Linked DNA regions of Homo sapiens: regions 2, 3, 4 and 5 are each linked to region 1. A link is a contact called in ENCODE Hi-C or POLR2A ChIA-PET data. All regions are on one chromosome and are shown on one strand. The core of a region is the stretch at or near the end of the contact, and the rest is flanking DNA. Distances in the headings are between cores, read along the strand shown.

Region 1 (5,566 bases), core at 2,023-4,522:
TTTTCTTAAAAGCTAGACTGAAGGGAAGGACTGTGGGAATGGTAGCAAACAGAGACATGCAATTACATGGGTTTTTTTTTTTGGCGGTTAGGGGGAATGTCCTTTTTAAAGATTAGAATCGTGAGCACGTCTATATTAGCAGAAAGAGGGATAAGGGCCAGGCGCGGTGGCTCACGCCTGTAATCCCAGCACTTTGGGAGGCCAAGGCGGGTGGATCACCTGAGGTCAGGAGTTCAAGGCCAGCCTGGCCAACATGGTGAAACCCCATCTCTACCAAAAAAATACAAAAATTAGCTGGGTGTGGTGGTGGGCGCCTGTAATCCCAGCTACTCAGGAGGCTGAGGCAGGAGAATCGCTTGAACCCAGAGGCGGAGGTTGCAGTGAGCAAAAATTGCACTGTTGCTCTCCAGCCTGGGCGACAACAGTGAAACGCCATCTCAAAACAAAAAAAAAAAACAAAAAAAAACGAGGGATAAGGGAAAGAGGCGAACGTGGATGGATCTGACGGCACAGTCCCTAAAAAGGCAGAACATATGTGGTACACACAGCACCCAGGTGGTTGAGTTAATCTTGGACAAGAGGGAAGACACTCTGCTCTAAGAAAGAGGGGAAGAAATATGGCTGTGTACAGATGCATTAAGTTTAAATAGGACAAAAAGTAGCAGTTCCCAACTGTCAGTGATTAACAGCTCCAGAACTGGTACAAAGGTCTTCAGTTGAAATGAGAAAAGGGAAAAGGAAATAAGGGGCTTGAGGAGAGTGGCAAAGAAGAGAGGAATGAAGACTGTTAGCTAGGTACACGTGATGGGATCACTATTTGCATCTTGATTCAAATACACTGTTAAACAACGTTATGCTGGCCGGGCATGGTGGGTCATGCCTGTAATCCTAGCACTTGGGGAGACGGAGGTAGGAGGATGGTTTGAGCCCAGGAGTTCAGGACTAGCCTGGGCAACATAGCAAGACCCTGTTTCTATTTTTTTACTAAAAAAAAAAAAAAAATGCTGACTGGATCACTTGAGTCCAGCAGTTTGCGACCAGCCTGGGCAACATGGCAAAATCCCGTCTCTACAAAACATACAAAAATTAGCTGGGCATGGTGGGGCATGCCTATAGTCTAAGCAACACAGGAGGCTGAGGTGGGCGGCTGGATTGAGTCTGGGAAGCAAAGATTGCAGTGAGCCGCAATCGCACCACTGCACTCCAACCTGGGTGACAGAGCCAGACCTTGTCTCAAAAAAAAAAAAAAAAAGTTAATGAGGGAAATGAATAAATTTAAGAACACCAAACTCGGCCAGGTGTGATGGCTCACGTATGTAATCCCAGCACCTTGGGAGGCGGAGGCAAGTGGATCATGAGGTCAAGAGTTCGAGACCAGACTGGTCAATATGGTGACACCCCGTCTCTACTAAGAATACAAAAATCAGCTGGGTGTGATGGCGCGCCCATAGTCCCAGCTGCTCAGTAGGCTGAGGCAGAAGAATCACTTGAACCCAGGAGGCGGAGGTTGCAGTGAGTCAAGATTGCGCCACTGCACTCCAGCCTTGGCGACAGAGTGAGACTCCAGCTCAAAAAAAAAAAAAAAAATTTTTTTTTTAAAAAGCAAACCAGGCCAGGTGCAGTGGCTCATGCCTATAATCCCTGCACTTTAGGAGGCTGAGGTGGGTGGATCACCTGAGGTCAGGAGTTCAAGACCAACCTGGCCAACATGATGAAACTCTGTCTCTACTAAAAACACAAAAAATTAACCGGGCATGGTGGCACCTGTAATCTCAGCTCCACGGGAGGCCTGAGGCAGGAAAAATCACTTAAACCCGGGAGGTGGAGGTTGCAGTGAGCTGAGATCAGGCCACTGCACTCCAGTCTGGACAAAAAGAGCAAAACTCCGTCTCAAAAAAAAAAAAAGAAACGCAAACCAAATTCTTTTATATACATGCTGAAATATTTATAGATGAAACATAAATTTTCATTTTGCTTCCAAATAATGAGGTGGTAGCTGGGCGAGGTGGCTCACACCTGTAATCTCAACACTTTCGGAGGCCGAGGTGGGCAGATCGCTTGAGGTCAGGAGTTCCAGACCTGCCTGGCCAACATGGTGAAACCCTGTCTCCACTAAAAATACAAAAATTAGCTGGGCATGGTGACGCAGGCCTGTAGTCCCACCTACTCAGGGCCGAGGCAGGAGAATCGCTTGAACCTGGGAAGCGGAGGTTGCAGTGAGCTGAGATCACTGCACTCTACTGCAGCCTGGGCGTGGCATCAAGACTCCATCTCAAAACAAACAAAAACAAATAATGAGGGGGTATATGAGTGGGGTAAAAATACAAAAAGGTTAGCCAAATATTAGTAATTGCTGATGCTGAGTACACGGGGTTTCTTAGCCTTTTCAACTTTTCTATATGTACTGGATTTTCCATAATAAAAGTTTTGAAAGAAAGTAGAAATATGAAATAAAACTGACGAATATTCCAAGTATAGGAATGTTAATTTACCATCTAATTTCTTTAACATCAAATAAGAGAATTTTACCAACCTGTCTGCCAACTTTTTTTCTGCGTTAGTGTGTTTCTTCTTCGCTTTCACTTTTTTGGCAGGTTCTTGCGAAAGTGGTCTTTCAATCTGGGATGTACTTTCTTCCTCCTCATTCCGTTTCGTTTTTTTGATGGTTTGCTTTTTAAAAGTTTGAAGTTATATTTGAGACCCCATACTTCTAGAATTCTGACCCTAAGCCATAATTCAGTCTTTCTAAATGAGAATCTCTTCTCTCTCACTGGTATGTAAGAGTCATGAAAGGTTACTTAAAATGAATCCTGTCTGCCCCCTTTAGAAATCACGCTTCACGCGGTAGGTAAGAAGATTGCTTTGTATGTAAGTGGTTCTAACGAGCTATTCGGGAAGAAAGCCCAGTGACTTACTTTAGGCACAGGCACGTACACGGGTTGAATCTGGGGCTCCAGAGAACTGAAGAGGGACGCCAGCCGACCGGTGCCACCTCTGGAATGGTGTTCGCCGCGAAATAAGCTACTGGCGACCTGTCCAAGCCTGTAGTCTTCCGGCGGACTCCCGCGAACGCCGTCGTCAGGATTCTCTCTAGAAATGGACGACAGAAACTCAGCCACGCCACGCACCACCGCTTCGCCAGCACGAGGGAACGTACAACATCCCTCCCCAGGTACTCGTGCCGCGCGCCACTCACCCCTCCTGGACACTTCTCTTTCTCTTCCGTTTGCTCATCCCTTCCAAGGCCATTCTTACTCCAAAGACTCCCAGACTGCAGCTGCGCGCCAGCTCGCACTTCCGGGTTCCGGGCACTTCCGCTCTCTGGCCACGCCCCCTCCCCTCCGGCAGTCGGCCGCCGGGCGGCGGCGAAGGGAGGCGCTGGGTGAGGGAGCAGGTTTGTCGCCGTCGGTTGGTGGTCCTCGCCGTTTCAGAAAAGCCTCATTTTGGGAGTGAAGGACGTCTTCTGGGAGTGGTTGAAGCCTGCAGTGTGAAGAATCAGCCAGGCTAGGAGCGGGGTGTCCACCCAAGCCGAGAGAGAAACACGTAGAATACTGACTTGTTGAAAAGGAGGGAGGGAGGTTTGGCAAGAAATGCGGTTAGGGGTGAACGCAGTGGGGTGTTTACAATTTGCTAATCGCTGTGAAGAGTACAAAGGAATTCTTTGTACTCTTCTTGCAACTTGTCTGAAACATGACATTATTCCAAAATAAAAACCACAACTCTAACGAGTCACGTCAACATACAATTCGAAAGATTGTAATGCGGACCTGCTATTCTACCTGGAAAAGTAGATACTTGGCATTCAAAACGCTTCAAGGTGTTCTCAGCCCGTCTTCCCAGACTCATCTCCCTCCAGCCCCTGACATTCTAGCCTGCTTTCTCCACTGCCTCTACAGTTGTTATTCCTGTCCCCTCTGTTGTAATTGCCCTCCTCTTTCCCCTTCTGCAAAATAATGTCCATCCTTCAAGGCCTACCTCAGATACTGTCTAACTTAGTATTTCTTTGCAGCCAGGTGCGGTGGCTCGCCTGTAATCCTAACACATTTGGAGGCCGAAGTGGGAGGATTGCGTGAGGACTAGGAGTTTGAACCAGCCTGGTCGATCTAGCGAGACTTATTCTCTACAGAAAAGAAATTAGACGGGCACCTTCGCGCTCGGCGCCTGTAGTCCCAGCACTTTGAGAGGCTCGGGCAAGAGGATCCCTTGAGCCCTGGAAGGTCGAGGCTGCAGTAAGCTGTGATCGCATCACTACACTCCAGCCTAAGCGGCAGACCCTGGCTCAAAAAAAAAAAAAAAAAAATTCTTTGCTATTTACAATAGGGATATTTTCCCAAGCCCCCATGGTACTTACTATAATCATTTTTGGTCTGCTTTAGTGTTAGTTACAGTCTCTTTAGATGTAAAGGCAAGACAGTAAGGATTATGTTTTATTCATCATGTATGCTGTGTCTCTATTAGCTGTACATAGTGAATATTTGTTAAATTGACTCTCAGGGTAATAAAAGATTACTAGTTAAATCATCCAATAGTTTGAGTGGCAAAATAGGATTTGACTTTGTTCTTATTTTCTTTCAGACAAGGTGTTGCTCTGTCACCCAGACTGGAGTGTAGTGGTGAGATCACGGCGCACTGCAGCCTTGACTTCCTGGGCTCAAGCCATCCTCCCACCACGGAGTAGCTGGAACTGCAAGCAGCAGCACCATGCCCAGCTAATTTTTTTTTTTTTTTTGGAGACAGAGTCTCGCTCTGTCGCCCAGGCTGGACTGCAGTGGCGCGATCTCAGCTCACTGCAACCTCCGCCTCCCGGGTTCAAGTGAGTCTCCTGCCTCAGCCTCCCAAGTAGCTGGGATTACAGGTGCATGCCACCATGCCCAGCTAATTTTTGTATTTTTTTAGTAGAGACCGGGTTTCACCATGTTAGCCAGGCTGGTCTCGAACCCCTGACCTTGTGATCCGCCCACCTCAGCCTCCCAAAGTGCTGGGAGTACAGGTGTGAGCCACCGCGCCTGGCCTTTTTTTTTTTTTTTTTTTTTAAATAGAGATTGGGGTTTCACTGTGTTTCCCAGGCCGGTCTTGAACTCCTGAGCTTGAGCAGTCCTCCTGCCTTGGCCTCCCAAAGGGTTGGAATTACAGGCGTGAGCCACTGCATCCAGCCAGGATTTGACTTTGAGTCTTTTGGGGACAGCCTAAGCTTTTTGAAAGCTACTCAACCAAGTTGACTGGGAATATATGTGACTTTTACTTCCCCCTTCAGAGAAATTTATGAAAAAAATCCACAATATTCAACTGCTCGGCCCTGGGTTTTGATTACTGGGCCCCTTATTTTGGTTTCCCATAATCTTGATCTTCTGGTATTTCACAAAGATGAAGAAAGCTTATCCATACATGCATGCGATACAACTCAAAAATCTGTTCTATCCAGTCCAGTGAAGAAATTATATTCTATATTTCTAGAATTATAGAATTCTATTCTGTGTATTTTTTGAGACGGAGTTTCACTCTTGTTGCCCAGGCTGGAGTGCAGTGGCACGATCTTGGCTCATTGCAACCTCCGCCTCCCAGGTTC
Region 2 (4,970 bases), core at 36-2,535, 620 kb before region 1:
ATCAAGAATACAGACATGGTTTGCTCTCCCTCCCTCCTCCTTCCTTTTTGTTTTTCTCTCCCATCCAGGATGAAGACGAGCTAGCTCTGCGCATGTGTGCGTGTGGGAGAAAGGCCAGTTGCAGTCAGTGTCACGGTGCTGTTTTTGAAACTCTGCAGGTCCCTCATAGGCCGGCTGATATCACCCATGCCAGGATTGCTTGGCCTTGACAGAGCCTGTGTTAGAAGGGACTATCATGAAGGTATCCAAGATACTAAAGGGCTGAAACAAGCCCCTCTCTTGTCTTCACAGTATCTTCCAGTGGCAGACAGGAGGCCACTGGATGAAGCTGAGGACAAATAAATGTCAATAAACCACCACTGGGAGCTGCTGCTCCCCCATTTCCCGTGGCCTGCAGGGGGTCACTGAGTTAAATGTTACAGCTGATTGTGAAAGGGACCTGGTGAATCCATGATCAATAATGACATTGGTTTTTACACGAGCTAAGATAAGGGTAATTAAATCTTGTGCTTCAGGCCATATAAACTGATCTCCACAGGAGGGCAAGAATTAATTTAATTCCACACACACAACCCCTTCCAACCCCTCTGACAGCTTTAGTATAATGGACTCAGTGCAGGATGGGGAAGATAGAGCACCAGGTATTAACCACCACACCTATCGGGAGCTTGAACTTGATGGGCCTCGTGGCTGATCCAGGGCAGCAAATCCAGAGCTGCTTACAGCTTCTCTCTGTGCTGGGTTTATTACATACAATCTGTACAGGGGCTGTTTCCACACTTAATGGCAGTCCTGAATCACTATCTATTTCCCATCCTTGCCTGCAAAACAGCAACCCAGAGCTAGTGCTATGCCGTCAATACCGGGCCCCATAAAGCCACTGCTGTATAGATTTGCCTTTTTGTGCATGTGCGTCTGATTCACGAGCACTTTGGCAGCCTTCCAGGCTTGAGGAGAGGAAAAAAACATCCTGAGCATCCCAACAGCCTCATTTTGATCTGTGATACTGAGCAACTCATTTCCACTTCACAGGCTCTGCTGAGCTGTGCCACAGAAAGACAAATCCCAGATGTGGCAGGGGTGGGAGGCGGTGGAGGGAGAGGGGCTGGCTGGAAGGAAGGAGGGTGCAGGAGAGGGAGGGAGGGAGGGAGGGCCAAGGGAAGGGAGGGAAGATGAAAGCAGAAAAGGGCCACATTTATTAAGCTGTTTTTCTTTTGGTGAAAAGAAGCATTTATCAGTGATTTCATATATCATGTGAGAGGTGGCTTCCTGCCAATTTCCAAGAATCCAAACAACCCGCTGACATCATATGCTAAATATAGCTCAGGCTTTGCTTTAGGTGAACAAATAATGCCGCTGGACAGGAATAGGTTCTCTTCAGTTACATGGTTATTATGATCGGCTGTCAGGCTTGTGTAATCAAAAGAATCATGTCCAGTTCCAAGGAGGAATGGTGCAAAGAACTCATCAAACAATTTCGGGAGATGACTGATGAACCCCCATTCCTCCTGCCTTCCCAGGTGGCCGGCTGAGCCTGGCTGCTGGAGGAAAGGTGGGCAACTCTGTTGTTGCAGGTCTTCAAAGCCCTGGTGTGTGTGTGTGTGTGTGTGTGTGTGTGTGTGTGTGTGTGTGTGTGCGTGCGCTGTATTTCCACCTCTGCCCTGCCCATCAGAAAAGGTGGCTGATCTCTCCAAGGGAAATGCGTAGAAGGAAGACAGACCTTCAAACTCACAGATATGGTGCAGGAGCTATTCATGAGGCTGGGGCAGGAGCGAGCGGGGTGGGGTTGGTGGCACAGATAGTTCAGGCAGTCTGTTTATTCTGCAAGCATTCAGGTAAGGGTGCTTGTCTGAAGGCAATCGGAGAGCCATCTTCCACGGCTCTTGGGCTCTGGTACTTTTGATTCTACCTCCCATAGCTTTTGTGTTGTGCGTGTCCTGTCCGGGACTGGTGCCTGTCATTCTGTCTGAAGCCACCTGAAAGATTAAGATTCGTAATGAGACCTCTCCCTCCTCTGCCAGCACTCTCCTTCTCCCTGCCCACTCCCCCAGGCTCACACTGGGGAGACAGGGAGCTTGGGATGGGTTTGTAAGTATTTGGAGGAAGGGGCAGCAGTAAGGAGAAGAGAAGGACGAGAAAATTAGTGAGGGAGATAAGGAGCCGGTGCATCAAAATAGCTGCTGGAAGGTGTTGTATCCCTTCGAACATCTGCATGATTTCCCTTCTCAGTCAGGGATACAATAGAGGTTGTTACTATGGAAACTGGTGTAAAAGCAGCACAGAGAAAGGAGAGGGCTGGATATAAAGAGGAAAGAGTAAAAGGCATATACCACTTTTAAATCATCAAAGAGGAATACTATAGCACTTCCCACCTCCAAGAGGAGGAAATAAGTCACTGAGCCCAGGGAGGGTTGAATACTATGATCATGGGAGGGGTCAGAGACTATCGGACACCACCATCCTTTCCCCTGGAAGCCTGTGTGTTGAATCTGTCCACTGCTGTAAGATCGTTAGCCAGAAAAGAACGTCCAGGCAGTTGAGGGTGGTCAGCTTCATGGTAGATGGCATGCTTGGCTCTGCTCGGCCACGGCCTTTGGGAATGGCCTTGGAGGGAGCAGGCCATTTTTCTGTGTCACGGTTTCATCACCTGCCTTCCTCAGAGGAATGACGAAGCACCTTGCTCAAGAAAGAAATGCTAGTGCCATTCAAGGCAAAGAAAGGACAGAGCTTCATGTGCTCTGTGTGCAGAGGGAAAAAATGTGAGCAATTCCAGCTGGTGTCCTCAGCATCATACCCAAGAGGGGCCACGGACCAGGCAGAGGCCAAAGTCTGTGCGTACCTAGCCAGTTTCACTTTGTTTCAGTGTGGGTATTAGTGGGATGAAATCATTTGCTCAGGCTGAGGAGAGTTTTGACAAGTCATTGGTGTTTCATGCAGACTCATACACGCAATCCTGTAGACCAGTCTGTCCGATAGAAATATGACGCGAGCCACGATGCAATTTATTTATTTATTATTATTTCTATAGAGACAGGGTTTCACTTTGTCACCTAGGCTGGAGTGCAGTGAGGCAATCATAGCTCACTGAAGCCTTGAACTCCTGGGCTTTAGCGATCCTCCCACCTCAGCCTCCCATGTAGCTGGGACTACAGGTGTGAGACATCACACCCAGCTAATTTTTAAATTTTTTGTAGAGATGGCTGGTCTCAAAATCCTGGCCTCAAGCGATCTTTCCACCTCGGCCTCCCAAAGCACTGGGATTACAGGCGTGAACCACCTCACCTGACCCACTATGGAATTTACAATATCCTAGTAGTCACATCCAAAAAGTAAAGAAACAGGTTAAATAAACTTTAATATAATTTCTCTGTCATGTTATTTAACCCTGGTATATCCAAAATATGATCATTTCAACAAAATTAATTCAGAGATTATTGATGAGATATTTTATACCCTTTCATACTGAATCTTTGAAATCTGGATTTATTATTATGTGTGTTATGTGTATGAGAGAGAGAGAGGGAAAGAGAGAGAGAGAGAGATAGAAAGAAAGAGGGAGGGAAGGAAGGAGGGAGGAAGGGAGGGCCAAGGAAAGGGAGGGAAAATGGAAAGAAGGAAGGAAGGAAGGAAACAGGTCTCTGGCTCAGGCACTAACTCTAACTACGTGCCTTGCATCACTGTGGGAGCGATAATAACACACACTCACTCTTTGAACAGATGGTCAGCCTCGAGTACCTCCCTTTACCATTGAACAGTGACCCCTCATCCTCCAACCACAATCCATGGCCGCTGGAATCAGACAAACCCAGCTGAAACCACAGCTCTCTTTCTGAGTGCCTCTCTCTGAGGGAGTTTCTTAACCTTTCTGAGTTTTCCTCAGCTGTGAGATGGGAATCCTATTTTACAATTGAAGGTAGGTCCCTCAATTGTTTTGGGGATGGAATAAGAGAATGCCTAAGACCAGGTCTAGCACTGATAAGGGAAGCTCCTTCCTGTCCCTTATCCCAGCTCTAGTTTGCCAGTCTTCCGCTGAGCACCTAATCTTCTCCAGGCCTCTGTGAGTGAACAAACTAGAATTGTACATTTTTCATGTACTCAGAAAGCCGCTTGAGTAGAAAGGAGACTTCAAGGACTAAGATTGAGTTTGTTTCACTAATTCACTCCAGGCTGATCACTGGATGTTTCCCCAATTCAGAGAGATACTAATATGCAGCCATTCAGAAAGAGTCCTTTTGATGACCATGGGTTACATGGTAAGATGTTTAGAGAAGAAAATTAAAATATGTCCTTCCTTATAAATAAGATCTAGCATTTGGTAGCACAGTAGGGTGACTGTAGTTAACAATAATTTATTGTATATTTTAAAGTGGAATTGAAATGTTCCTAGCACGAAGAAATGATAGGTGACGGATACCCCAATTACCCTGATGTGATTATTACACATCGTATGCCTATATGAAAACATTGTATGTACCCCGTAAATATAGACAACTATTATGTACCCATAATAATTAAAAATTTAAAAATAGGTCCTTTCTGTCCTAGAGTGGCATTGTCCCATATAGTAGCCACTAAACTCATGGGGCTATTTAAATTTGCATTAATTAAAATTTGAACATTTACTTTCTCAGAAACACTAGCCACATTTCAGGTGCTCAATGAACACATAAGGCTAGTGGCTACTGATTGGACATTTCAGATATAGAACATTTCTGCATACTAGAAAGTTCTGTCACCACCGCTCTAGATTTTTAGTCATTTATTCAATATGCAGCCAAAATAAAACTCAGAGACAGCAGGACAGCATGCGTAAGCAGGCCTAAAGTCAAACTGGGTGGGTTTCATCCTTTCTCCACTTTGGCCATATGTCAACTTAAGTTAGTTTCTTTTTTTCTTTTGAGATGGAGTCTCACTCTGTCATCCAGGCTGGAGTACAGTGATGCTATCTTGGCTCACCACAACCTCTACCT
Region 3 (5,372 bases), core at 1,919-4,418, 560 kb before region 1:
TTCAACTTCAGACATATAAATGTGAGACGTCAATTAGATATTCAAGCGAACAACTGAGTAGGTAGCTGGATATACCAGGCTGGCACTCAAGGACGGAGGTCTAGGCTAGAGAAATAAATCTGAGAGTAAGCATATAATGTTATTTTAAAACCATATTTCTGGATGAGATTGCAGGGAGTAAGTGTAGACAGAGAGAGAGGAAAAAAAAAAACCATCTGAGGACTAAGCTTAGGGGCACTCCAACAAGTGAGACGATGAGGAATCAGTGAAAGAACAGCCAGTGAGGTTGCAGAATGAAGAAAGTGGTCTCTGGAAGCAAACTGAAGATACTGTTTCTTAATACCTTTATATTTAAGGTTAGAAAGAGGTGGAGCTGGAAGTTAAGAGTAAGCCGTCTGACCCCAGAGGCCATGTTATTTATCATGAGATATATGTGGGGAGTGAAAGAGCAAGTGAACCAATGAACAAATAAGTGAATGAATGAATGGCTATGGCCAGATGTTGGTTCCTTCATGTAATTTTTCCTCTCCAATCTCTCAACTCTTGCACATGCCATCTCTTTTCCTTTCATATTTGTTTATTTAACAATAAATATTGTTATTTATTTTAAAGTGTTTGTAGACATGGTGTCTCACTATGTTGCCCAGGCTGGTCTCAAGTGATCCTCCCACCTCGGCCTCCCAAAGTGCTAAGGTTACAGGTGTGAACCACCACATCCAGCATCTTTTCCTTCTTAACTGCTTACAATTCATCTTGTTCACGAAGAGTTTCAACCTAATTCCATCCATGTCCTCAACCCCTCAGCAAACATGGCCTAGATGAAGGATCTCTGGCTTGGTCTGGTCATTCCTTGAGACTCAGCTCAGCCAGTATTTGTTACTGAGACCTTGAATCATTTCTTTCCAGTGCTACAAATTTTGAGGCTGACAAACCCAACTCTTCATGACCTCTGAAGACTTATTCATGAATCCAGTGGCTCCTGTGTAAAGAAATATGATTTACAAGAAAATTAAATGATTTTTTTACAAACACAACGTTTTTACCAAGGCCAAAATCCAATGAAGATGCTCTTATTTCCCATTATACATCATTTTTATTGATTCCTTATTTAAACAAACCTTAACAAAAATGAAATATGTTCAAACATATTTTCAACCCACTCACCTCCAGCTGCTACCAGCCACACATATACCATCCTTGCTTTTAAAGTCATAAATGGAGTGAGGTAGACCATTTTGGTGGTTCATAGGCAGGCTGAGCCTTGAGTAAATGAATCTGAGCATAGGGTGTTTCAAGAAAAATATGCATATTCTTTTTTTGTGATATTTTTAGTTCCAATGAAACTATACATCCTCCAAGGTGATGATAACTTCGAGAATCTTCTGGTACTGTGATTGAAACCCAGTGAGTACTCTAGCTACAAGACACTGGCCTGAGACAATGCATTTTCTGTGATGACAGCAGGGGGAGCCCCTTCTCTCCAGTGTTTCAAAGCGATTTGCTATTATTCTGTTTAATATAATAACTGAAAGTCTCTATTTTGGGTGGTAGGCACTCACTGTGCCCAATCACCTAATGATGCCCTGTATGACAGCACCTTCTCATGTCTGGTTGATAAATGAAAAACCAGAAATCTGTCATAGAAATTACCTAATTTGATATTTTAGCCCCCTCTGAGGCAAGTACATCATATATATATATATATATATATATTTTTTTTTTTTTTTTTTTTTTTTAAGACAGAGTCTCACTTTGTCGCCCAGGATGGAGTGCAGTGTGGCGATCTCGGCTCATTGCAACCTTCGCTTCCCAGGTTCAAGTGATTCTCCTGCCTCAGCCTCCCAAGTAGCTGGGATTACAGGCATGCACCACGGCGCCCAGCTAATTTTTGTATATATAGTAGAGACAGGGTTTCACCATGTTGGCCAGGCTGATCTCAAACTCCTGACCTCAGGTGATCCACCCGCCTCGGCCTCCCAAAGTCCTGGGATTACAGGCGTGAGCCACTGTGCCTGGCCTATATTTTTTTTTAATAATTGCAAAACAGACACAAAAGCTAATTGAATTACCTGAGATGACTGCGCAAGTCCCAAGAACATCTGGAGATTTCCTGACCTTTATTCTAGTGGTTTTATCTGGGGGCAGAACTGGACAATTCTGAGGTGTTTTCAGAAAACCTTGAATTTGCATCTCTCAGCATAGTTCCCTCTCAAAGGTCTTTGTGAAGGAGCAGAGCCACTGAAATTGCATTGCTGCTGTGTTAAAAACAGCCACAGGAAAAGAGCAAGAATAATTTCCTAGGAATTGCATTTCAACCCGGAAAAGCTTCCAGATTCCTCAGTAACATATATAAAGAGCAGAGTGCATTGCATGATTTCCATCTCAAACTTCTAAATGGTTTTTGTGCCTATTATCTAGAAAGAAAAATATGTTGGTGAAGGAAGTCTTTGGGTAGGGTTGTGTCTAGGAATTCACAAGCCTGAAGCAAGGCTTTTTTTTTTTTTTCTAGCCTCCTATCCATTCACCGGTTCATTCACTTTTAAACAATCACTAAAACTATTACACAATACTTATTCCACAATCTAGTTGCTACTTCTGGTAGCCAGCACCCTGCCCCCCCAACTCCAAGGCTGGTGATGGAGAAATAGTTTAATGTCAGTTTTTTAAAGTGACAGGGGTCATGCTGTTCATTTTTTGAGAAAATACTGCAGAGTATTAAAGGGAATAATTAATAAAAATTAGCAGTTAACTAATTGGGTAGAACCTCAGGTGCACAACAATGCTATGATCAAAGAAAAACTTTTTTCTTCAAATTTAAATAAAAGTTTCTTGATAGAAAGTAAACTCATTTTCAGGCAGTCAGTTGTTAACAGTACTCTGGGCAGTTCCCATAGGGGCATGTCCTGAGGTTTGCTTAATAAATACATTTTTATTAGCATGCACCATCCATTAGTGCTAACACAGATGCTTCTTAAACACGCGTGTTTACTTCACCAGCACGGAACATTTGGCTTATTATAGCTGCAGCCAAAAAAAAAAAAAAAAAGCAGCATCATGATTTCCAAAAAGGGAGTGACATTTGATTTGGGGCAGCTCTTGTCATGCGCCATCTCCAACTTAGAAAATCCACCCTGTACAGCCCGGCCCGCGTCAGGGACCCTTGCAGGCGGCAGCCACGGCTGCTGCTGACGCGCGTTTGATCTTTTCTGGGCCACCGAGGGCTCGCCACACCCCTGCTCTGGCGCGCACGTTCCTCGCTCGGCCTCGCCCAGCAGGAGCCAGACCTTTTACTTTATTTGGTTCACCACGCGGTCTCTGCTCCAGAGAGCGCGCCGGCGGCGGCGCACTCGGGCCCTCGCGCGCACTCGCACATTCTTCCCCGGGAACGCGGGCGGGGGGCGCGAGGAGGTGGCCGGGCCCGGGCTGCGGTCCCTCTAATTATAGCCCGGCAGCTGGCGCGCTGGCTTGGCCTGGCGCTCGGGGCCAGGACTGGGCGGCGGAGCGGAGGGGCGGGGCGCACCGGGCCGTTTCCCGTTTCCGGGCCCGCGCCCCGCCCCGTCCCGTCCCGTCCCGTTCCGTTCCGTTCCGCCCCGCCCCGCCCCGCCCCGCCCGGGGTCGCGCGGCTCCACGTGCGCAGAGCCGGGCGCGCGGAGACTGCGCTGCTCCAGCCCGGGAAAAGTTCTAGAATAGAGGCGCGGCGCAAGTCAGGGGGCCGCCTTGGAAACCGCAGCAAGGGCTCCTTGTGGGCTCCAGGCTGTTGGAGAGTGAGGGAGCCTCCTCCCCTTTCCTTCCCGTGGAGTAAACAGAGCTTGGCAGGGCTGGAGGCTTTCTTCCTTTTAAAAAGTGCCATTCTGAACAACGATACAAAGTGAAAAAATAAATTTTTTAAAAAAGAAAGGGAAAAACTACAATTTGACCATTCTGACCAGCCTCCTTGTTCCAACTGGCCTCTTGATTTGTATAAAGATAATGGGGTCCGGCGGCCCCCTTGATGCATGAATTGCACGCTGGGCATAATGAACTTATTGTGCGAAAGCACTTTGGACTTCGGACTGTGTTCCTATGTCAGAATTTTACTGTGGTTTGTAAGATAAACTGGAAGGAAACAAACTCGTGGTTAACTCTTGTCAATACGTGTCTTGAACCAAGCAAAGTGACATTTCCTACCTGTGGCTTTGACTTTAAGCTGCACAAAAGGTAGGAGCTAGCCTCTCAGCTGTTCAAAGCCTAGAATGAGATGCCTGCTTAGTAGGTGTTAAATTATAACAGCAACAACCCATATGGTGCTTATTAGGAGAATAGTATTCCAAAACTTCTCTAATGACTGTGACCCTCCTGTGAAATTCTGATTTCAATTGTATATGGGGTACAATAAATCTTTATCTTTTATCACCAGAAAAGCTAATTGAACTGCTGTTTGCAGGCAGAAATAACAAAATGGGGGTAATGGGCTCTTAGCCTGGGCTAAGACTCTCAACAGCTTTTTTCTGTTTTGCAGCTCACACATACAGTCGGCTCAGGCAGACGGCCCAAGACAAGCCTGTGCCAAAGAAATGCTGATTTAGTCTGACCCAGACAATCTCTACTCCCACATGTCACTTCTCTGCAGAACTCTTACTAGTATGGCAAATACTTTAAAAATCATACAATAAAAGAAGGCAAAACCTCAGTAATTTGAGGTTCACTTTTAATAAACTCTTTCCATGCATTAAAATAAATTGAGGCCCTGAGCTCTGGCGAAATGTTTCCGGGTTTTTAATTCCCACCGCCCCCCCACCCCGGAGGCATAAATAGCCACATACGCAATTCAAAGTACTCTATTTGAACTAGTATAGGAAAGATGTTTTCTATAGATATTGCAGATAAATTTGCAATGACTTAAATATTTATCTGCTAAAGTTGCTGAGTGCCTCCACAACAAAACCGAACTCATTTTTTGTGCACGATGGGCATCTGAATGCTACCTGATGGTGATGATATAGAAATACTAATTGCTAAGTAAAAGTGGTAAGTGATGTGATCTACAGATTATGTAATGTAGTTCATTTCCCCCAAAATGTAAACTATATTTAGAAATATTCAAATGTGACATTATTACCCTATACAGGATGTCTTATCTCAGCATCAAGGGCGTCTGTAGAGCTGCTGGAGGAGGCTCTTTAGATTACGCAATCTAACTTCTGACAGCCCATTCAAAGGATGAGAACCGGTGCCTTGAAGCTCTCAATTTAAACTAGGAATCCTGTAGTCTAGTCTCTAGACTTATCTGACCTAGGCAGAAATCATCTCCTAGAGGCTTTTCATGGCTGATTTTGTGATGTTTTACTTGCACTGAAGATTTATTATTCCATGTTTTGAGTTAGTGTTATACA
Region 4 (5,595 bases), core at 2,716-5,215, 660 kb before region 1:
ACACACCAACGGTCTCAGGGCTGTTTCCAGCAGCAGCTTTGAAGGACAGCTTCTCCGAGCAGGAACTCCCACTGGGCAACTCAAGAAGCCTCTAGGCGACTCAGTCCCTTTAGCTATTTTTAGTGTGCCTTTTACATTCAGAAACTGGAAACCTTCTGTACAAACTCATTTTTTTTCTGCTTCCCTCAGGCAGAAAGTTTCAATCTTAAACCTTCATGCTAAATGACACAATGTTTGAGAATTTAGCTTACTTTCTTTCCTCATTGTTACCGCACTATTCATACCTCTAAGTATGCAAAGAGCTCTGAATCTTACAGTTCCGGCTCAAGCAGCAGTCAAATTGCAATGAATGAGGTCTCTAACTGTATTAAGACCATGATGTCAAGCTGGGGGTGGGGTGGGGAGGGTGTGCAAAACTATACAGTCATTGAGGGACACAAACTTCAACCTCCACCTCCACCCCAAACACACTACAAAAAGTAATGCCTTAAGCTTGAACATGAGCACCGTGTAAGAGGTCCTCACGTCCAGAGTTTGTCCTAAAAGATCTTTCTTTCCTTTCCTTTCCTTTCCTTTCTTTTCCTTTCCTTTCCTTTCTTTTCCTTTCCTTTTCTCTTTCTTTCTTTCTCTTTCTTTCTTTTTTCTTTTTCTTTCTTTCTTTCTTTCCTCTCTCTTTTCTTTTCTTGTTTTTTTTTTGTTTTTGTTTTTTTTTTTTTTTTTTGAGATGGAGTCACACTCTGTCACCCAGGCTGGAGTGCAGTGGCATGATCTCAGCTCACTGCAACCTCCTGCTCCCGGGTTCCAGCGATTCCTCTGCCTCAGCCTCCTGAGTAGCTGGGACTACAGGCACCCGCTACCACACCTGGCTAATTTTTGTATTTTTTAAGTAGAGGCAGGGTTTCACCATATTGGCCAGGTTGGTCTTGAACTCCTGGCCTCAGGCGATCCGCCAGCCTAGGCCTCCCAAAGTGCTGGGATTACAGGTGTGAACCACCACACCTGGCCATAAAATTTTATTTTTTAAAGAGCATTCTTTAGGAATAGGATATAACTAGCTTAAAAAAAAATCTACTTTAACATCTTATTTGCTTGGTACTATTAAGAATTCTAGAAGAAATTGAGCCATGTGACAGTAGAAACATTAATGTTTCATGTTCCATTTACTTTTTTTTTTTTTTTTTTTTTTGAGACATGCTGGAGTGCAGTCGCATGATCACAGCTCACTGCAGCCTCGATCTCCTGGGCTCAAGCCATCCACCCACCTCAGCCTCCCTAGTAGCTGGGACTACAAGCATATGCCACCATACCCAGCTGATTTTTTTCTTTTTTTTCATAGACCTGAGGTTTCTCCATGTTGCCTAGGCTGGTCTCAAACTCCTGGACTCAAGCAATTGGCCAGCCTCAGCCTCCCAATCATTTACTTTTTCTTACTTGCAGTACCCACTGCAGAAAGTCAGACTACTAACAAACGTCTATAATTGGCTAATCTCTGAAGTACTGGAAAAACATCCAGAAGAATAGGACATGAAGCTGACAACACGCTTCATGAGGAATATGACATAAACTTATCCCCCCTTGCCCAGTTTTTTACTTTGAAAATTGTCAAACATATGGAAAAGTTCAATGAATAGTACACCATTCAAGGGCACCATACTTCACCTAGATTCACTAGTTGTTTATAGTTTACCAATTTTCCTTCTCTTCCTCCATCTTTCCTCCTATATATGTGATGTATGTGTGAGTATTTACAGACACACACACATTTATATTCATATACGCCAAACCATTTGAAAACAAATTGTAAGCATGATGCCACTTCACCTTGTCACACGAACAGCCTGGCTGCTCACACAAAGCCTGTTCGTGGACTCTCTTCACGTGGACGCGCGTGACACACCTTAAGTGCTTTAATATGTACTCCTAAGAGCAAAAACATTGTCTTTTATAATCCCAGTGCCATTATTACACTCAAGAAACCTAACATTGATATTTTAAGGGACACTTTTTCAAAAAAAAGGTAAAATTATGACTCGTACAGATACTAAAAAAAAAAGTTAAAGATTTATTCAATTCATTAATAATGAGGAAACTGCAAGACGCTACTGCCAGTTCAAAAGATAATCCAAAGAAGACACACATTTATTGATAAGGATACTGAAAGGAATAAGCAAACTGAGGCAAAACTGGCTGCTTCTTGTCTGTGGTCAAGGATTGTTTTGCATTGTTATCCATGATCTACAATTTATTGAGTTGTAAAATAACTCAAAGGCCGTGAAAGGTGCAGAGCCCCTATAGGATCAAAATTAGATAACCCTGAAGGGTGGGTGGGTGGGTTCTAGACCTTTTCCTATAAAGGGCTAGATTGTAAATGTTTTTGGTTTTGCAAGCCATATGGTTTTTGTACAGATACTCAACTGTCAGTGAACATGCAAGTAATCTTAGACAATATGTGAAGGGTGAATGCTGCTGTGTGCCAATAAACTTTATTTACAAACACAGGTGGCCAGCTGGATCTGGCTCACTGGTTGTAGTTTGCCAACCCTGCTCTAAACAATGCATAATTTTCCATTGAAGCATACATTTTACCCTACAGATGCAACAATAAGATGTTGTTACGGGCTGAATTGTGGCTCCCCAAAATTCCTTTGTTAAAGTCCTAACCCCTAGTACCTCTGAATGTAACTGTAGTTGGACATAGGGACATTAAAAGGGTGATTAAGGTAAAATGAGGTCATGTTGGTGGGTCCTAACCCAATATGACCGATGTCCTTATAAGAAGAGAAAATTAGGACTGGGCACAGTGGCTCATTCCTGTAATCTCAGCACTTTGGGAGGCTGAGGCAGAAGGATCACTTGAGCTCAGGAGTTTGAGACCAGCCTGGGCAACATAGTGAGACCCCCATCTCAAAAAAAAAAAAAAAAAAAAGAAGAAGGAGAAGAAGAAGAAACAATGAAGAAAAGAGAAGGCAACTAGGACACAGATAGGCACAGAGGGAAGACCATGTGGTAACACAGAGAGAAGACGACCATCTATAAGCCAAGGAGAGGGGCCTCAGAAGAAACCAACCCTGCCAACACATTGGCCTTGGATCTTCAGCATCCACAACCGTGAGGCAATATAATAGCCCTAGCAAACGAATGCAGATGTCTTCCAGTTTTAAAAAGACAGCTACATAATCTTGGGTCAAGTGAACAGGATGCTATTTTTCCTTAAAATTGTTTTATTAGATGCAATATTTGCAAGATACATTTCAAAGGTGGAGATAGGAGGAAGGTTTTGATGTCAAACAAGTTTAGAAACTATAGCAAACTGTAGTTCCTTCTTAGAAATCCACTACATTCTCAGTATGTGTCATGCTCCTGAGATATCCTGCAATCAGGTCTGTTTAACCTTTGCGTAACCCTGACTTTCCCAAACTTTGAATGCCTTTTCAAAAAGAGATACAATTCTGATTAATAACACCATCATTCTTGGAACACACTTTGGAAACACTAGTATGAACAAAATATGAGGCAAATATTCTAAGGATATAAAGATGCCTGTGGACTGAGCCTTGAGAACTGTGGGATTCACAAGGCTGGAAGGGAATACACGCGTTCCAGGTAGGGGCGAAGGGAAGACTCCTGTGGCCCGTCATGTGGCGTCATGATGTGGAAAGCAAGGCACAGAGGGGCCACACTGCCCAGAGCCGAGTGCTTATGTTGCTGTGTGATAGGAAGGCTGGTCCTGAAGGAAGGATCAGTGCCCCCTTGTCAAAGAGAACCTGAGGCTTTCAGTATCCAGTTGTAGAATAAGGAGTGGAATTCGGAACATCTGGCCCTCGGTGTCTTCCTTTGGGGGCCCTGGTGATCACTTCCAGCAGAACTTTATCGCCCGCAATGGGTTCCTTCTATGAGGTCTGTCAATGGGGTAAAAGCCCGGATGGTGCGCCCAATGTCAGCCCGAAGCCACCAGATGGCGCGCGGAACCCGCAATGCACGTGCGCCAGCCTCGCGTTTGTCCCCGCACTGGCCCCAGGCCTTGGGAAATGTGTCTTTCCCCAGCCTTTTTACACTTTAGGAAGCTCTTCTTTAGAGAAGCATGTGAAACACCCCCCTGCACAACTGTGCTCCTCCTGCCCTTCCCCTCCTGGGGACACATCAGCAGCCCTTCCCTGGTTTGAAGAGTTTCCAAGCCGAGGAGTCTCTTGCATGTTTGTTCTACTGGAACTCGAAGCAGGAAGCACTGAGCTTCCATTTTGTAACCCACGATCCTGGTGAAGACAATCGTTAGGGAAAAAACATCTTAAGGATTGTGTGTTAGGGCAACCTCATTTCTGGCGTGAAAACAAGCCCCGCAAACACCCTGTTGTTACTCTGGTGTTCTGACTGCAAACACGGGGGGATGTAAGATTTTTACCTAATCCCAAACCTCGGCCCTGAAGAGTTAATGATGTTACTCATGCCACTGGGGCACAAAAGAAAGACTTGCATGTTCGGGTGGTTATGGCTTGCCCAGAGCGGTGGAATGAGCCATAAGGCTGAAGGCCAAGGGACTCGGGCCACCCATGCAGTGAAATAATCCCCCAGAAATGCGGTGCCGGGAGTGGAAATGAAAGTAAAGAGAACAGTCATTCCAGGGCATTGGCTAAACCTGACTAAACCTGACTGATCATCAAGCCTAAAGTTCTCTCGACTCCCAAAACTGCAAATCTCAGATTTTGGGAGGTACTGCGTAGAAACCAGGAAATGACAGAAATCAAGCAGTTGGAACACTGTTCTTGTCCAACTCTGGGTCTTAAGCTCTGTTCTCATTTTCAGTTCCAAAAGCAATGAATAATTAATAAGGTAGTTTTTGAATGGAAAGCACATTTCAATGGATGAGTGATGATTTCCGAAGGGCCTCTGACAGTTTCTGTTTATTTCCTTCCTTCTTTCTCTTTTTGAAATAAAACCGTGGAAGTGAAGACTGAAGCAATATTCAAATATACAACAGCCTGCATGTTTGACCCATCAGAAACTTGCACCAATAATGAAAAGCAGGATCTAATATCTACCTTGGCACCTGCTGTATGCCTCACACTCTGTTCCGTGTTTTTATGGAAGTGATGTCTCATTTAATCCTCACAGTCATGGCTTGGTAGTTGGCACTGGCCCAGGTTTTTAGATGAGGACTCTAGGCTCCTATGAGGTTAAGCAGCTCACCCAAAGTCACACAACTAGTAAACTTGAGAACTAGGAATTGGAACTAGGTATATCTGATTTCAAAGCCTCAGTTCCTCTTCCTTTGCCCATGCATTTCACAGACTCATGGGACCTCATGGAGTTAGAAGGGATCTGGGAGGGCATTTAGACGAATGCTCTAAATAATGCATGAATCTCTTTTCCAGCATTCTCTGTAAGTTGAAAGCTAAACAAGTGTGAATGTGCCTGAAATCAAAAGCTGAAGCTGAAAAAGAAGTCAGAGAAAGACTTCAGAATTCAGATAGAGGGCCTAAAATACATGTAATAGATTTTGTTCCTATTTTCTCTAAAAGTGGGACAGATGTATATATTTAAGTCTGTGAGAAGGCCAACAATGCACCTAAGGAATGAGTCCAGACTGTTGTTCTCTTA
Region 5 (5,205 bases), core at 1,338-3,837, 840 kb after region 1:
CTCAGCCTCCCGAGTAGCCGGGATTACAGATTCTTGCCACCATGCCCGGCTAATTTTGTATTTTTAGTAGAAATGGGGTTTCACCATGTTGGTCAGGCTGGTCTTGAACTCCTGACTTCAGGTGATCCGCCCGCCTCAGCCTCCCAAAGTGCTGGGACTATAGGCATGAGCCACCATGCCTGGCCTCCTCTCTGCTTTTTTTTGATGAGTAGAAGATTGTGGTTGAATAGGTCTAGGGTAGGGCTCAACTGACTTCTCCTGTTAAGAGGAAGAATAAATATTTTCGGCTTTGTGGGCCATGAGGTCTCTGTTACGACTACGCAACTCTGTGGTTGTAGCATGAAAGCAACCATGTTTCATACCTCAATGAATGAGTGTGGCTTTCCCAATAAAACTTCATTTACAAAAACAAACAGTGGGCCAGATTTGGCCTATGGGGACTGTAGTTGCCAACCCCTGCTCTAGGCATTACCAGTTATGTTAAGGGGAAATATGTACTTATTTGTATATATGTTTACACATGTGTACATTAATTAATATATACTAAAATGTTAATTAATAATAAAAAATATACTGTAATCACATAGACTAGAATATTATATATTTCTCAGAATTTTGCACCTGGGAATGTTTTTGACTCTCAGTTCCATTACTTTTTTTTTTTTTTTTTTTTTAAATTAGAGTCTCACTCTGTCTTGCACAGGCTGGAGTGAAGTGGCCTGATCTCAGCTCACTGCAACCTCTGCCTCCTGGGTTCAAGCAGTTCTCCTGTCTCAGCCTCCTGAGTAGCTGAGACTACAGGTGCCCACCACCATGTCTGGCTAATTTTGAATTTTTTTGGTAGAGACGGGGTTTCACTATGTTGGCCAGGCTGGTCTCGAACTCCTGACCTCAGGTGATCCACCCACCTCGGCCTCCCAAAGTGCTGGGATTACAGGTATGAGCCACCATGCCTGGCCTCAGTTCCATTACTTCTGGTGTCACCTTGTACATGTCAATGATACAGATTAAGCTGTGCCTCCTGCAGCAGTGGAACAGGGATGGCAGTAATAACAGATCTCACAGGACTGTTTGAGGAGTCAGTGGGAGGTGACGAGACAAGGCACACAGAGACATTTCGAGCTCTGCACCCAGATGTTCATTTGCGACTGGATCCTCGCAAAGCAGACACAGTGACATTCCATAAGTGTGTTGCCAGTGAATATTTGAAGTACCTTTGTCTGTGTTGCCAGTTCTCATGTTGGTTTGCTTAACGTGGTTGCTCCCTTGGTGAGAAGCAGTTAGCATGCCAGAAAAGTATTTGTTGAACCCAGCAAGACAAAACCATGCATGCTTTTCTTTTGTCCCAGAGGCTAATTAATATAAAAAACAAAACAAAACATTTGAAGTAGGAAGCACCAAACAAAGATACAAGCAAGCCATCTGGTTAGAATAAAAAATGTCTGGCTGGGCACGTTGGTTCACGCCTGTAATCCCAGCACTTTGGGAGGCCGAGGTGGGTGGATCACCTGAGGTCAGGAGTTTGAGACCAGCCTGGCCAACATGGAGAAACCCCGTCTGTACTAAAAGTACAAAAACTAGCTGGGTGTGGTGGCGGGTGCCTGTAATCCCAGCTACTCGGGAGGCTGAGGCTGGAGAATCATTTGAACCCAGGAGGCAGAGGTTGCAGTGAGCCAAGATTGTGACATTGCACTCCAGCCTGGACGACAAGAGCAAAACTCTGTCTCAAAAAAAAAAAATCTGGTTTTGTTCACTCTTGAATGTAAAACGTGTTTACTTCCACAAAATTTTACGTTGGCATAGGGTTTTAGAGTTTTCATATAAGCTGTTTCCATTCACAGATATGTTTCATTTGATTCTCATTGCAATCCTATGTGATAAGCAACTGCAGTTTTTACACCAAATGAGAAAACTGAAACTCAGAGAAGTTGAGACTCCTTCAGGCCACAGCACTGGTTGGTGGCTCAGAGACTCCTTCAGGCCACAGCACTGGTTGGTGGCTCAGTTCTAACGAGAACCTAGGTCTCTGGGTTTGTGGTCTAGCCCCGCCCTTCTGGTCTGGCATCTGGCGTCCACATTGCCAGTGCTTAGACGGCTCCCTCACATTGAACCTGTTACGACAACAGCGATGTACACACAGTACCTTAGCTCATTCACCAAAATTACCTGTGCATCCAGAGCCCCATTTTCCTACCAATCACATCTGCATGTGGTGGTGCTTTTCCAGTTAGAAAACAAAACTGGTGTCCTGTGTGCTGTCAACCAAACAAAACTTTTCATGCAGTAAGCGTTGTTCCATTTTATGTGGCCGACAGAGTTGTGTTAACAAAGTATTTGGTCAGCATAGAAAATCTCAAGGGCTCTAGAATTTACAGTGGAACTTTGAAGTACTGTATCTTGAACTTGTAAAAAGGAGGGGGAACCTCAACTGTACTCAGGAAATAGAATCTCAAGTGAGTTTATAAAAAGCTGTGATCTCGGTGGACTTTCTGGGCCAGCAGACAGTGGGAGCAGCCCAGGGGCTCTAGGGAGAGTCCCCTGCTGAGTGTCCCTGGCCCCCATGGGAAACTTTCCATTAAAGGCCTGGTGGATGGGGTGGGGGTAGTGGGGATGCTAAAGACGCATTTCCTGAGCTTGTTTCTGGTTGATACATTGATGACTCAGACAAGCGTCTTCTTACTCATCTAGTTCGAGCTGCTAGGGAAGAAAGCATTCAAGACCTGATACTTATCTGAGGAGTGGCAGGAAGTCTGGGGTGACTTTTCTCAAGGTGGGGGGACAAAGAGAATGAGAGGAAAATGAAACAGAGTGTAAACCAAAAATAAAATTCCAAGTCCGCCTACCATCGGAATGGACCCCTCCTCTCAGCCGAGGGCATTCCAAAGTCAACCTATGAAACTACTTCAGGCCATGAGAGGAAGGGGAGGGTTGGCCACGTCTCATTACCATTAACATCAACATGGACCTTAAGACTGAAAGAACAGGCCGGGCCCTGTGGCTCTCGCCTGTAATCCCAGCGCTTTGGGAGGCTGAGGCGGGTGGATCACTTGAGGTCAGGAGTTTGAGACCAGCCTGGCCAATGTGGTGAGACCCCATCTCTACTAAAAATACAAAAATTAGCTGGGCGTGGTGATGGGCGCCTGTAATCCTAGCTATTTGGGAGGCTGAGGCACGAGAATCTCTTGAACCCAGGGAGTGGAGGTTGCAGTGAGCTGAGATTGCGCCACTGCACTCCAGCCTGGGTGACAGAGCGAGACTCTATCTCAATTAAAACAACAACAACAACAACAGCAACAACAAAACCTGGCAGAACAGACTCTTTAAGTCTGATAAGAAACATCTACAATCTGTTCTCTCTGAAGCCGCCTACCTGGAGGCTTCATCTGCATGACTAAACCTTGGTCTCCACAAGCCCTTATCATAACCCAGACATTCCTTTCTATTGGTTCCAGGTTTTTAGATAATAACTCAACCAATTGACAATCAGAAAATCTTTGAATCTGCCTATGACCTGGAAGCTCTCCCTCCTACACTTGGCTCCCAGTTGTCCCACCTTTCTGGACCAAACCAACATACATCTTACCTGTATTGATTGATGTCTTATGTCTCCCTAAGATCTATAAAACCAAGCTGTAGCCTGACCACCTTGGGCATACGACATCAGGACCTCCTGAGGCTGTGTCACAGGCATCTCCTTAACTTGGGCAAAATAAATTGTTAAATTGATTGAGACCTGTCTCAGATACTTTTTGGTTTACAAGAAGGAGAACTAAGAAGAAAGTACATTCTTGACCTTGGATTTGCATTCCATTCCCTTGCTTGATTAAATTGGTTTCTCTGTGTTCATTCAAATAAATGACAATTGTAGCCTCTCATATACTCAATAGAGTGGAGAGAGGGGAGGTGCTCACAGATGTCAAGACTCTCTGGAAAGAGACGACATGCAACCGTGGGAGAACCCATGGGCTACTCAGAATGGAACTTGTTTGGGAAGGTGCTATTTATTCAGCATCTTCCTGCACAGAGTCCACGCCCCACTACAGAGGCAGCTACTCCCAGGGCCTACACGGGTTCTGAGCATGCACCTCTGGGACACACATCTCTGGACAAGGTCACTCAGGTGCAGTGAACAGTCCCTGGTCTCTGCTGGCTTTGAGATTTTTTTTTTTTTTTTTTGGAGACAGAATATCACTGTCGCCCGGCCTGGAGTGAAGTGGTGCAATCTCAGCTTACCGCAACCTCTGCCTCCCGGGTTCAAGCGATTCTCCTGCCTCAGTCTCCCAAGTAGCTGGGATTACAGGCGCCTGCCACTGCGCCCAGCTAATTTTCTGTATTTTTAGTAGAGACGGGGTTTCATGATGTTGGCCAGGCTGGTCTCGAACTCCTGACCTCGTGATTCACCCGCCTCGGCCTCCCAAAGTGCTGGGATTACAGGCTTGAGCCACCACGCCCAGCCTGGCTTTGAGATTTTGCTGGCTTATAGCCCCATCTCATTCACTGCCAAATAGACACTTGTTAGTCCAAGCAAGACTGCCAAATTTCCAAGAAGGAGAATTTACAAGTCAAGGGGGCAATGTCCATCTGACATGGTCTTCATCCTCATGTTCCTAGGGGCCACTAAGAACAACACTACTAATAATAGTGATAGCAACAGCAATAACGGTGATAACAGCTTTCTTTACTTATGAACTCTCTTCATGTCCCTTCCCAACATTTACCCCCATTCTCACAGGGCTAGAGAGGAAGACGAATGGCCAGGGAGGGGCACTGAACTCGCAGTTAGGAAAAGGCAAACAAAGAAGGGAAAACAGAAAGGTCGTAAACCAGCATGGAAGAGAGCTTGCACTCCTCCTCTGTGTGCAGTCTCTTCTGTCACAGTGTGAAACTGCATTGTTGAGTTTCATCACACCTGTTTCCTGGAGCAGCTCTTGGCTCCCAGCTGCCTTCCTCTCCCAAAATTCTACCACAGCAGGGCTTTTAAAATCACTGTAGTCATCATACGCTTCAGGTCAAGAGCCCCATGGACACGTGAAGCACTTACTCACTAGTGTTATAAGCATTTAGTGAAAGCTGCCATCAGCCAGGCGCCCTGCAAGGGCTAAATAGGAGAGTCCTTGATTGTACAGGCTAGTGCAAAAGATGAGGGCCCTGGTCAGTGGCACAGTGGGAGAAGCGGCTGGCTGTGGTCTGGACAGGCTGCTATGG

Evidence for each region. A loop is a pair of places that touch in the nucleus more often than their neighbours do. ChIA-PET counts read pairs that join two places held with the same protein, here RNA polymerase II (POLR2A). Pooled maps may share reads with other maps.
Region 2: a pooled map shows a loop between it and region 1 (2.6-fold over the local background). The contact joins the enhancer-like site here to the promoter of RBM34 in region 1. A Hi-C loop is called at or near these places in 1 of 50 pooled maps. POLR2A ChIA-PET finds 5 or more read pairs at or near these places in 3 of 52 experiments (Caco-2, WTC11 and naive thymus-derived CD4-positive, alpha-beta T cell).
Region 3: a loop to region 1 is called in a map of CD4-positive, alpha-beta memory T cell, with 4 times the contacts of the local background. The contact joins the enhancer-like site here to the promoter of RBM34 in region 1. A Hi-C loop is called at or near these places in 1 of 168 maps with a recorded cell type or tissue (CD4-positive, alpha-beta memory T cell), 2 of 37 single-sample maps with no recorded cell type and 10 of 50 pooled maps. POLR2A ChIA-PET finds 5 or more read pairs at or near these places in 10 of 52 experiments (B cell, CD4-positive, alpha-beta T cell, MCF 10A and 7 more).
Region 4: a loop to region 1 is called in a map of HepG2, with 6 times the contacts of the local background. The contact joins the enhancer-like site here to the promoter of RBM34 in region 1. A Hi-C loop is called at or near these places in 2 of 168 maps with a recorded cell type or tissue (HepG2 and naive thymus-derived CD4-positive, alpha-beta T cell) and 12 of 50 pooled maps. POLR2A ChIA-PET finds 5 or more read pairs at or near these places in 8 of 52 experiments (HepG2, MCF 10A, OCI-LY7 and 5 more).
Region 5: a pooled map shows a loop between it and region 1 (7-fold over the local background). The contact joins the enhancer-like site here to the promoter of RBM34 in region 1. A Hi-C loop is called at or near these places in 4 of 50 pooled maps.

The regions. Positions count from the first base shown.
Region 1 is chr1:235,157,978-235,163,543 of GRCh38, forward strand. It overlaps RBM34 (RNA binding motif protein 34), which reads right to left and starts at 3,273. Exons shown (of 11, transcript NM_015014.4): 1 at 3,197-3,273; 2 at 2,916-3,090; 3 at 2,534-2,670. The coding sequence starts at 3,249. RefSeq lists enhancers at 1,636-2,240, 2,527-3,726, 3,428-3,607.
Region 2 is chr1:234,543,411-234,548,380 of GRCh38, forward strand. No RefSeq gene overlaps it. Among named protein-coding and RNA genes, the nearest start is that of LINC01354, 14 kb to the left of the region's middle. Within about 2 kb of position 1,286, at least 26 of the 41 ENCODE cell types and tissues checked have a DNase peak (open chromatin) inside an H3K27ac peak, as active enhancers do.
Region 3 is chr1:234,596,648-234,602,019 of GRCh38, forward strand. No RefSeq gene overlaps it. Among named protein-coding and RNA genes, the nearest start is that of IRF2BP2, 11 kb to the right of the region's middle. RefSeq lists enhancers at 2,704-3,217, 3,218-3,731 and silencers at 3,275-3,804, 4,205-4,254. Within about 2 kb of position 3,169, at least 40 of the 41 ENCODE cell types and tissues checked have a DNase peak (open chromatin) inside an H3K27ac peak, as active enhancers do; they include B cell, CD4-positive, alpha-beta T cell and OCI-LY7, where a contact is called at or near this core.
Region 4 is chr1:234,495,291-234,500,885 of GRCh38, forward strand. No RefSeq gene overlaps it. Among named protein-coding and RNA genes, the nearest start is that of TARBP1, 19 kb to the left of the region's middle. RefSeq lists enhancers at 1-54, 3,833-4,127, 4,122-4,171, 4,212-4,261, 4,672-4,761. Within about 2 kb of position 3,966, at least 35 of the 41 ENCODE cell types and tissues checked have a DNase peak (open chromatin) inside an H3K27ac peak, as active enhancers do; they include PC-9, where a contact is called at or near this core.
Region 5 is chr1:235,996,949-236,002,153 of GRCh38, forward strand. The region is part of intron 12 of NID1 (nidogen 1); the gene reads right to left. Among named protein-coding and RNA genes, the nearest start is that of LINC02768, 27 kb to the left of the region's middle. RefSeq lists enhancers at 2,278-3,477, 2,379-2,428, 2,469-2,538, 4,504-5,205. Within about 2 kb of position 2,588, at least 13 of the 41 ENCODE cell types and tissues checked have a DNase peak (open chromatin) inside an H3K27ac peak, as active enhancers do.